Linked DNA regions of Homo sapiens: region 1 is linked to region 2. The links are chromatin loops, found by intact Hi-C in ENCODE. Cell type or tissue: ascending aorta. All regions are shown on one strand. Links, peaks and the distances in the headings refer to the core of each region. The heading gives the core; the rest is flanking DNA.

Evidence for each region. Peaks named below come from ENCODE experiments on the same cell type or tissue, not always from the same donor. Only the 100,000 strongest peaks of a DNase experiment are listed, where the experiment ranks them.
Region 1: a loop joins it to region 2, with 2.8 times the contacts of the local background. A loop is called at or near these places in 7 of 110 quality-filtered maps.

What each region holds. Positions count from the first base shown.
Region 1 is chr9:33,865,882-33,871,254 of GRCh38, reverse strand. The region is part of intron 1 of UBE2R2 (ubiquitin conjugating enzyme E2 R2); the gene reads right to left. It also overlaps the pseudogene RNU4ATAC11P. Among named protein-coding and RNA genes, the nearest start is that of UBE2R2-AS1, 50 kb to the right of the region's middle. In ascending aorta, for the core only: no CTCF peak of the experiment used is centred there; DNase peaks (open chromatin) are centred at 2,659 and 2,985; H3K4me3 peaks cover 1,420 bases; H3K27ac peaks cover 1,657 bases.
Region 2 is chr9:33,922,815-33,928,158 of GRCh38, reverse strand. UBAP2 (ubiquitin associated protein 2) reads left to right here. Exons shown (of 29, transcript NM_001370062.2): 20 at 167-362; 21 at 1,079-1,170; 22 at 1,495-1,542; 23 at 3,875-3,953; 24 at 4,159-4,364; 25 at 4,681-4,780; 26 at 4,866-4,973; 27 at 5,126-5,193; 28 at 5,281-5,344. Among named protein-coding and RNA genes, the nearest start is that of SNORD121B, 8.9 kb to the left of the region's middle. RefSeq lists enhancers at 1-726, 2,804-3,043. In ascending aorta, for the core only: a CTCF peak has its summit at 2,826 (motif pointing left); DNase peaks (open chromatin) are centred at 2,863 and 3,785; H3K27ac peaks cover 2,420 bases.

The DNA.
Region 1 (5,373 bases), core at 129-5,128, 57 kb after region 2:
ATAAACATATTTAGAACACTATGCCTGAATGGCTATGTTTTAATTAAAAGACAGGCATGCAAATAAATGATTACAAATTAAGTGCCTCAAATGAAATCTCTACTAGTTGCTTAAAGAGCACAGTGAAATAAATGCCTAATTCTGGCTGAGACATTCAGGTAAAATTTACAAAGGGGTACTACTTGAGCCAAGTATTGAGGCCAAGGTGAAAGGGACCTTACAGGCAAAGGGAAAAATAATGCAGAAAGGCTTACACATGTGAGCAAAGACAGAGGCAGTTGGAATAAACACAAAACGTATTTTTGAGACACACAGGAAGTATAGTCAATGAGACTCTGTAATTGATTTAATATTGGGATTGAGGAGAAAGAAAAATTCAAGGACAACTCTCAGTTTTCTATATTGAGGAAATAAGTGAACAATGACAGATCCAAGTAGTGATAAATAATACTCATTAAGTGCTTACTATATGTCAGCCATTGAGCTAACTGTATCACTTCACTCAGTTGTGAAATTAACAGTTAAGAAAATATAGACATAAATGCATATGACCTATTTATTGAGGAGTAGATAATTTTCCAGTCATCTATGACTACCAAAAAGCATTTTCCCATTTATCATTTTGTCTTCTTGAACCACTTTATTTCCTGGGGTTCTCCAATTTCACTGTCTCCTAATGCTCTAACTTTTCTACTCACTCGTTCTCATACTTCTTGGCTCCTCCCAAGATCCTCTTTTTAATTTAATGTACCCTCATCATAACTTTCCTTGGTTTCCTATTCTCCCCAAACATAGTACATTATAAAAATAAAAGCCGGGCATGGTAACTCACGCCTGTAATCTCACCATTTTGGGAGGCCGAGGTGGGCAGATCACCTGAGGTCAGGAGTTCGAGACCAGCCTGGCCAACTTGGTGAAACCCCATCTCTACTAAAAATACAAAAATTAGCTGGGAATGGTGGCATGAGCCTGTAATTCCAGCTACTGAGGAGTCTGAGGCAGGAGAATCGCTTGAACCCAGGAGGCAGAGGTGGCAATGAGCCGAGAGTGTGCCACTGCACTCCAGCCTAGGTGACAAAGCGAGATTCGATCTCAAAAAAATAAAAATAAGGCTGGGCACAGTGGCTCATGCCTGTAATCTCAGCACTTTGGAAGGCCAAGGCGGGTGGATCACGAGGTCAGGACTTCAAGACCAGACTGACCAATATAGTGAAACCTAGTCTCTACTAAAAATACAAAAATTAGCTGGGTGTGGTAGCACATTCCTGTAATCCCAGCTACTCAGGAGACTGAGGCAGGAGAATCGCTTGAACCCAGGAGGCGGATGTTTCGGTGAGCCGAGATCGCGCCATTGCACTCCAGCCTGGGCAACAAGAGCGAAACTCCATCTCAAAAAAATAAAAAAACAAAAACAAAACAAAAAATAATTTAAAAATAAAAAATATCTAGGCAAAGATGTACCCTAAAATGCATAAGCAAAAAGTCATTAAAAAACATTATGTCCCGGCCAGGCACGGTGGCTCACACCTGTAATCCCAGCACTTTGGGAGGCTGAGGTGGGCAGATCACCTGAGGTCAGGAGTTCCAGACGAGCCTGGCCAACATGGTGAAAACCCCGTCTCTACTAAATATACAAAATTAGCCGGGTGTGGTGGTGGGCACCTGTAATTCCAGCTACTAGGGAGGCTGAAACAGGAGAATCACTTGAACCCGGGAGGCCTCAGAGATTGCAGTGAGCTGAGACTGCACCATTACACTCCAGCCTGGGCAACAAGAGCGAAACTCTGTCTCAAAATAAATAAATAAATAAATAAATAAATAAATAAATAAAACATTGTATATGTAACTATGTAAAACCAAGTATAAACTGACTTGGAGCAAAATTTAGGTAACCCCCAATGTGCAGTATTAAATAAGTTTTGTTATCCTACTAATTATTTTCAGATGGAATTTCAGCAATGACAAAAAAAATTACATGTTTTTGTTTGTTTTGAGACAGGGTCTCTTGCCCTGGCGGGAGTACAGTGGCACAATCTGGGCTCACTGCAGCCTCGACCTCCCGGGCTCAAGCAATCCTCCTACCTCAGCCTCCCAAGCAGCTAGGACTAGAGGCCTGCACCACCACACCCAACTAGTTTTTTTCATTTTTAGTAGAGACAGGATTCTGCCATATTGCCCAGGCTGGTCTTGAGCTCCCAAGCTCAAGCAATCCACCCACCCCAGTCTCCCAAAGTGCTGAGATTATAGGCGTGAGCCACCATGCCTGGCCAAAAAACAATTACATATGAATAATGAAATATATCCCAATTATTCCTGCTACCTATTTATTAACATACTATTAAGTAGGTGAAAAAGTTTCCTAGTCCTAAATACAATTGTACTTGGTAATAGCTCAGCTGATGGCAAATGTAGTGGTTACTGTTGTATTTGGATTTGTGCCTGGATTTAGTGTGAAATGAGGATATTCCCACTGCTGAGTTTTTCTGCTACGTCATCAGATCACATCTGCCATAGGATATGTTTCCAACATAACATCAGCAAAAGCAATCAAGACATATTTTTTGGGGGGAGGGTAGAGCAGGTTTTCATTTTTCCAAAAATTGCACCAAGGTAAAGCAAAGCTCTAGCTGAGGCGGGAGTGTTGTGTAGGCATTAGCAGTGCTGCCCTTGTTATGCAATCCTTGGACAGCAGCGCAACCCCAAGAAAAGGGTGGTTAAAACATGCTTTCTTATTAACTTGCTCAAAGTGTCAAAAGTCTGCCAACTACAAATCTTTAAAATGTTCAATAATAGTATGTGGGAAAAAAAAGTGTGTGTACACACACACATCCCCCCTAGTAAGGCTATATAATGTGCTGCAGGTTTTAAGGTCAAACTGACAGAAAGGCTGGGATCCTGGCTAAGCCCCACCCTTAAGTTTGTCCTAAGTGAAAACAGCTGACCCTATTTTTCAGCCCAAATGTTGCCTTTTTGGCCTGCCCCGCCCCTATCCTGTGCCCATAAAAAGACTTCAGCTGGCAGAGCAACACAAGCGGCTGAGTGTCAAGGATACAAGCAGCTGAGCATAGGAAAAATTCGGCTATCTTCAGACAGTGCGGCTTCGGAGAGGGGCCTGCCAGAGACAGCCCAGCTTCAGGGAAAGATCACCTTCCCATCCCCTTTCCAGCCTCCCTTTCCGCTGAGAGCCACCCACTGCTCAATAAAGTCTTCTGCATTCATCACCTTTCAAACAGTTCGTGTGAGCTGATTCTTCCTGGACACCGAACAAGAACAGGGTGCTGAGAGGACAGGGGCCACCATCCTGACTGACCCTCCACTGAGGTGGCTGGCACTTGGCAGGCCCTGTCTTGCTCTGTTACCCAGGCTGGAGTATCGTGGCACGATCTCAGCTCACTGTAGCCTCTACCTCCCAGGTTCAAGCAATTCTCCTGCCTCAGCCTCCCAAGTAGCTGGGAGTACAGGCGCATACCACCATGCCCAGCTAATTTTGGATTCAGGAGGCTGAGGAAGGAGAATGGCGTGTACCCAGGAAGCAGAGCTTGCAGTGAGCAAAAGACTTGAACAGGCATTTCACAAAAGAGGATATCTAAATGCCAGTAAATAAATTCAGTTAATATGGTGTTCAACATCATTAGTCATCAAGGAAATGCAAATTAAAAGCAAAATACCTAAAATGAAAAAGACTAGCAAAGATGCAAAACTACCATAACTCTCATATAGCGCTTATAGGAATGCAGAACAGGTACAACCAGCTTAGAAAACTGGCAATCTTACTACACCTGTACATATATGTAGCCTAAGGTTCAAAAAGTCCACTCCTTAATAAATATTTTCACCAAAATACAAAAACTGAAATGTTCATAAATAGGAATATACATACAGACAAAATCTGAAACTACCCAAATGACCCTCAATAGGAGAATGGATGAAGTGGAAGAGTCATTTATAGATTACTACCTAGCATGAGAACAAATGATCTACAACTACACATAATGTGGGTAAATCACATCAACATATATGACAAAGAAGCCTGACACAAAAGAGATTCAAAAAATAAAAAAAATTATGGCCGGGCACGGTGGTTCACGCTTGTAATCCCAGCACTTTTGGAGGCCGAGGCGGGCAGATCACAAGGTCAGCAGATTGAGACTGAAATGGTGAATTTTATGTTATATATACTTTACCACCAAAAAAACCAGGAATATTTAGGACATTGGAGGGGACAAAAGTTTTAAAATAGGACACAAAAAGTAATATCCATAAAAGAAAACATTGATAATTCTGATTTTATTAAAACCAAGAACTTCTGTTTCATCGAAAAAATCATTAAAACAGGGAACAAGCAAGCCACAGAGTGGAAGAAGTTATTCACAATACATGTATGTGGATTCACATACACAATCCAACAAATGATTTAATATGCACAGTATATAAAGAACTCCTATGAATAAAGAGTATGACTCTATTATGAAATTCAAGAATAAGCAAAATTAATTCATACTGTTAGAAATTAGGATAGGGATTATCCTGGGAGATGGGAAGATGGTTCTGTAAGAGAACACAAGAAAGGGCTTCTTGTAGTACTGGCAATTTTCTTTTTTCATGATCTGAAGACTAGATATACAGATGCCCCAGTGTGTGAAAATCCACCAACTGCTATATTTATGACACATACAACTTTCTACCTTCACATGTTTTGATCAAATTAAAAATGTTGGCTGGGTGCGGTGACTCACGCCTGTAATCCCAGTACTTTGGGAAGCCTAGGCGGGTGGATCGCCTGAAGTCAGGAGTTCGAGATCAGCCTGACCAACAAGGTGAAACTCCGTCTCTACTAAAAATACAAAAATTAGCCAGGCGTGGTGGCAGGCACCTGTAGTCCCAGCTACTCGGGAGGCTGAGACAGGAGAACTGCTTGAACCTGGGAGGTGGAGGTTGCAGTGAGCTGAGATCATGCCACTGCACTCCAGCCTGGGTGAGGGAGCAAGACTCTGTCTCAAAAAAAAAAAAAAGTTAATTACATTTCAGTTAAGTATGATAACCATGTGTATTTAAAGAGATTTTATACTCTGTCAGAGTTCAGGGATGAATTACTGATAAGCACATTAGAAAACTAAATGTGAGCCGGGCACCAGTGACTCACGCCTGTAATCTCAGCACTTTGGGAGGCTGAGGTGGGTGGATCACCTGAGGTCAGGAGTTCGAGACTAGCCTGGCCAACATGGTGAAGCCCCATCTGTACTAAAAATTCAAAAATTAGCCGAGTGTGGTGGTGGGCACCCGTAATCCTAGCTACTCAGGAGGCTGAGGCAGGACAATCACTAGAACCTGGGACGTGGAAGTTACAGTGAGCCGACATCACTCCACTGCACT
Region 2 (5,344 bases), core at 345-5,344:
CAGTGAGCACTGAGCACAGAGCCTCTCACCTTAAGGGAGCCTGGGTGGTTACATCATTGCCTGCCTGCTCAGCCTTGAGACTTGGGCCCAAGCGCCAGGCCAGGCTCTCCCCAGCACCCTCCTCCTCTGCCTCCAGATCCATGTGTCCTGGCTTTTCTTTTGCCAGCATGCCAGTGTGGAGAGCGCCTCTTCCCACCAGTCCTCAGCCACCTTCTCCACGGCAGCGACCTCCGTCTCAAGTTCCGCATCCTCAGGCGCCAGCCTGTCCAGTAGCATGAACACCGCGAACAGCCTCTGTCTGGGTGGGACCCCCGCGAGTGCATCCAGCAGCAGTAGCAGGGCCGCGCCCTTGGTGACCTCAGGTATTTGCTCCAGAGGCCTTTCCTGCCCACCCCTGAGCCCCTCAAAGGTGCCTGCTTGGCGTCCCAGGAAGGCAGTGCAGGTGTCAGGAGAGTCTCAGGCCCGCCGAGTGCGCTGCGTGTTCCACTGACCTTGAGGCCCAATCTCCCCACCCCTGATGGGGATGAATTCTTCCTTGCAGGATTCCTGGCCTCTGCGTGCTTCTAGCTTTTCAGTCTTTCCTCTTTGTTCTTTCCTGGAGCCGAGTTGACATTGTGACTTGGAGGGGCCAGGGATGACTTATGGTGGGCTCCACGACTGCAGACCTAGGCTGTCTGTAGGCCCAGCAGACTATGATTTGATGGTCGCTGCTAAAACCGACTTCGAACTCAGCCTGTCCCTCTCCTGGCACTGCATGGCTTCCTTGCCCTCTTTGGAGGAGGCAGATTCTTTTTATATTTCTCTTTGCTCAGTGCAGTGGGACCTTAGGGACTGGGGGAAAGGGGCTGCTTTTGTCTGGGCCCGGAACTCTCTGACGTTGAAACAACCTCAGTGTGGTGGCCGGGCTTTCTGTCTCCCCTTCACTGCTTTGTAGAATGACCCTCTGCCTCATTCGGCCACTGCCCTTCTTTGAACCCATCTGGGGTAGCTCAGTGACTGTGCCTCCTCCTGAAGCAGCTGAGGACTCTCACTCTTTGTGGTGACCATTTCACTCCATTTGATTTTTCCCTCTATACAGGCAAAGCACCCCCAAACTTACCTCAGGGGGTGCCTCCCCTGCTGCACAACCAGTACCTCGTAGGTCCCGGAGGACTGCTTCCTGCCTACCCGGTGAGTGTATGGCGGAACTCCTGGCCTGCCCAGCTCCCCTGGCCTCGGGGGCTGGCACCTGGCAGGAACCTGGCGTTGGGCCCAGGTTGCCCACCTTGAGCTGCCCTTCCATCCCTGAGCACCCCCGTCTCTGCCCCACTGAGCCCTGGTGGTCTTCTTCCATCTAGACTCCGTGAAGGCAGGATCTGTTCCCGTAACAGCTAATCCAGATCCCATTCCCGGGTGTGTTAGAGCCCCCCAACCTTGTTTTGACTCCTAGATGGACCTGGGCTTCCCAGGGTGTGGTATGTGGTTCCTAAAATACACTTTCTGGTTCTCACACAGATCTATGGCTATGACGAGCTCCAGATGCTGCAGTCACGGCTGCCAGTGGTGAGTGGGGTATGGACTGGTCGGAGCAGAGGGTTCAGAATCTTTTACATGTCCCCCCTCTTATGGTCTTGGCTGCCACACTCTCTGGCCCTTAGGATCCTCTGCCTGAGGAACCTCTCAGCACCACTACTGAGAAAGCTGTTTTCATCTGGCGGTTGTGCCAGGCGTGACCATAGCTTTAGCACAGAGTATCCAGTGCTCATCCCTGGGAAACATGAAGGCCTTTGGGACCTGGGGCCCTGGTAGGCCATGTCCCCTGTTAAATGTTGGTCCTTATCTTCCCTCCTCCATCTTGTTTTCTCTCTCTTTTTTAAAAAGAAAAACCATATGACACAAGACATGGAGGTTGCTTACGTGGCCCTGGAGTTTTATACTGTCTTCCTCTTCCTCAGAGTACCATATAGTGTCTTTGGTCTGAGATGGCCAGTGACTGCTCTTCTGCAATCAGCTGAGTGAGTGGCTTGAGCTGATGGTCTTTAAGGTCTCTTCTGGGTCTGGCCTCCCATCTAGATTTGTGAGAATGCCTGCCCTGGGACGTCCCTGGTGGTTGCAGCCTTACTCTGAGACCAGGGTTGCCTCTTTCTTCTGACCGTTGGTGCCAGAATGCAGTGTGGGCCTTTCCTGGGATAGCCACATGAACAGAACTGTGGGGACAGAGGGGAATAGGCCCGCTCCTTGCCCTGCCCATGGGCAGGACTTCCTCCTGGGAGCCACTGTCTTCTTGCTCTGCCATTTCCCAGGGCACTTGTCAGAGAGTTGCAGGCAGTTTGGACACCACCTCTGCTGGATACAGTCTTTCCTGTTGCTGGAGGAAGAGGCTTTCTCCCTTGTGCAGTGATGCCTTCTTCCCCGTGGGTGTTGCTCCCTTCTCTGCTGCACCACAAAGAGCTGACGGAGCTGCTCTTGTTTCAGAAGAGTAGCCCTTTCCACTGGCTGGCCGTATTTCCAGAAGCAGAGGCCTAGCCTGGGAGCGGAGCGGCTTCTCCCCACTGTGCAAACCAGCAGCCCTTTAATCTGCCGGCCAAAGGCCCAAACTGCAGGAGGTGGTGCTGAGCCCCGGGATTCATTCTGCTTCAGGGGCTCTCCGTGGTCTCCACACTTATTCACAGCACTCTTTTGGCTTTTATCACTTTGTGCCTTAGAGAAAACACCCTCTGGAGCCCACCTTTTGAGATATGTTGCTCTTTCTATCCCTCGGGTTGTTTGTTCACCTCTGCTGCTTGTGAGCCTAGTTCCTGCCTGGAGAATTCTCGTGTTCTGTGAAAGTGCTCCCCCTTCTGGGCTTTCTCTGCTCCCGTCCTCAGTTGTGCAGCTCTGTGTGTTCCCAGCTCTGCCTCTTCCGGGGGTTCTAGGCTGCTATGGGTTTCCGGGAGGTTTCCTGGAGGGTGTGAGTGCCATTCCCAGCCAGGATGGCTCCTTTCTGGGATCGGGCACAGCCCAAGGGCTTTGCCTTTCCTCAGGGGCCAGGTGTGTCCAGGAGTGCGAGGCCCTGGATGGTGAGTGAGGGTCAGGTCAGACCTCCCCTCCTCCACGAAGCTCCACTGTGCTTTGCCGTCTCTGTCTCCACACTTTGTTGTATCTGCCATACTTCCCCCAAGTCCTGGGCCAGGGGTGTCCAATGTTTTGGCTTCCTTGGGCCACATTGAAAGAATAATTGTCTTGGGCCACACATAAAATACACTAACATTAAAGATAGCTGATGAGCTTAAAAAAATTGCAAACAAATTTCATGTTTTAAGAAAGACGAATTTGTGTTGGGCCACATTCAAAGCTGTCATGGGCCGTGGGTTGGACAAGCTTGTCCTAGGCCATGTCAGTGTTTTGAGAGCAGTGTAGGTGGTGACAGGCCAGTTCTGGGCTTCACCTGGGGTCCTGCTTATTCCCGTGCCTACCTGGCACTGCCCCCTGTCCCCCCTTAAACCTTTCAGGCCCCTGCACTTCTGTTGCCTCCTTTTTCAGGTCTGCTCTGTTTAGTCAGCTTTCCTAGCTGCTCTAGTCTCTCACACAGAAAAGCCAGCGAAGTTGGTTCAGCCCGAGGCATTCACACAAGCACCTGCCTGTGGTGTCAAATGGATGTGTGAGGCTTGGTCTCCAGCAGCTCTGCCTGGTGAAGCTGCAGGGTTGGCCGGTCTGTGTGCTTATGTGTTAGGCAGGCCGCCTAGTTGCACACTCTTCCGAGGGGCACCATTTACTTGGCGTTCCCTGGGACTGCTGGCTCTCAGGCATGGAGTCTGTTTCAGGAGTGTGGCGTCACCACTTCCATGTGCTGGTTCTGCTCTCCTGGGAGTCAAGCAGGGCCAGTCGCTGATCAAGCCTCCCTGGTCTCTCCTAGGACTACTATGGAATTCCCTTTGCTGCACCCACAGCGCTTGCCAGCCGAGATGGGAGCCTAGCTAATAATCCATATCCAGGTGAGTTTGCTCAATGGATGAGGAGTAGCCCGGGGCCGGCCTAGCGCGAACTCCAGGAGCTGGGAAGCAGCAACAGCAAGCTGAGAGAGGCCTCTTAGTAGCCTGTGCTGAGCTGGCAGCCAGACCTGTTCCTGTTTGCAGAAGCCAGTGTGGCCTTTCTCTGGTTGGAGGAAGGGCAGTGGCTGGAGTCAGTGCTCTTTCCTAGGTGATGTCACAAAGTTTGGCCGTGGGGACTCTGCATCCCCTGCACCCGCTACCACACCAGCTCAGCCACAGCAGAGCCAATCACAGACCCACCACACAGCCCAGCAGCCCTTCGTGAATCCTGCACTGCCACCTGGCTATAGCTACACTGGTCTTCCCTACTACACAGGCATGCCCAGTGCCTTCCAGTATGGCCCCACCATGTTTGTGAGTATTTCAGAGGGTGTGACTGTGTCTCCTGGCCTTGGGTTGCTGGCAGGTGGAAACCTGGGACCTATCTTCCAGCAGGGAGGGAGGGTTGTGATTCCACTCCGTCTTACCTGGTCTTCAGAAACTGTTCAGGCTGGGGACAAGGTCACTTTTCCCCTGCTGTGTTTAGATCCAGCATGTGTTGCACTAATGAAAACACAGGTCCCCTGTGGTTGTGGGTATGTCACCTGCTGCCTTAGGCTCTGGCAGGGGTACCTGACCAGCCTCAGCTTGCCTCTTCCTACACTAATACCTCATCTGCTTGCCCCCCCAGGTCCCTCCAGCCTCAGCCAAGCAACATGGGGTGAACCTCAGCACTCCCACACCTCCCTTCCAGCAGGCCAGTGGTTATGGCCAGCACGGCTACAGTACAGGTGAGGGGTACTTCCCAGACAGAGACACATGGGGTTAGACAGGCTTGCCTGGCTCACACTTGCCTCTTGTACCCTGCCACGCTAGGTTATGACGACCTGACCCAGGGGACAGCAGCAGGAGACTACTCCAAAGGTGGCTATGCTGGATCATCGCAGGCACCAAACAAGTCTGCAGGTTCTGGGCCTGGCAAAGGTAGTGTTTACCTCTCCTTTCCAGGATAAGGCCTGGAGTGGTGGGCTCCTGCCTGATCCCCTCTCAGGCAGGGCAACCCCTGAGTGATCCTGGAGGTGGGGAGCCTGGAGCTGGGAACAACTGCTGTGGGGAACAACTGCTTTTCCTCCTAGGAGTATCAGTGTCTTCAAGCACCACTGGTCTACCTGATATGACTGGTTCTGTCTACAATAAGACACAGGTGAGGGACAAAGGTGGGTTGGGTGTATAGGTTTTTGAGAGGTTACAGCCCAACCTGACCTTCACCATTGTCTTCTTTGCCCTGTAGACTTTTGACAAGCAGGGATTTCATGCAGGGACGCCTCCACCTTTCAGCCTGCCCTCGGTCTTGG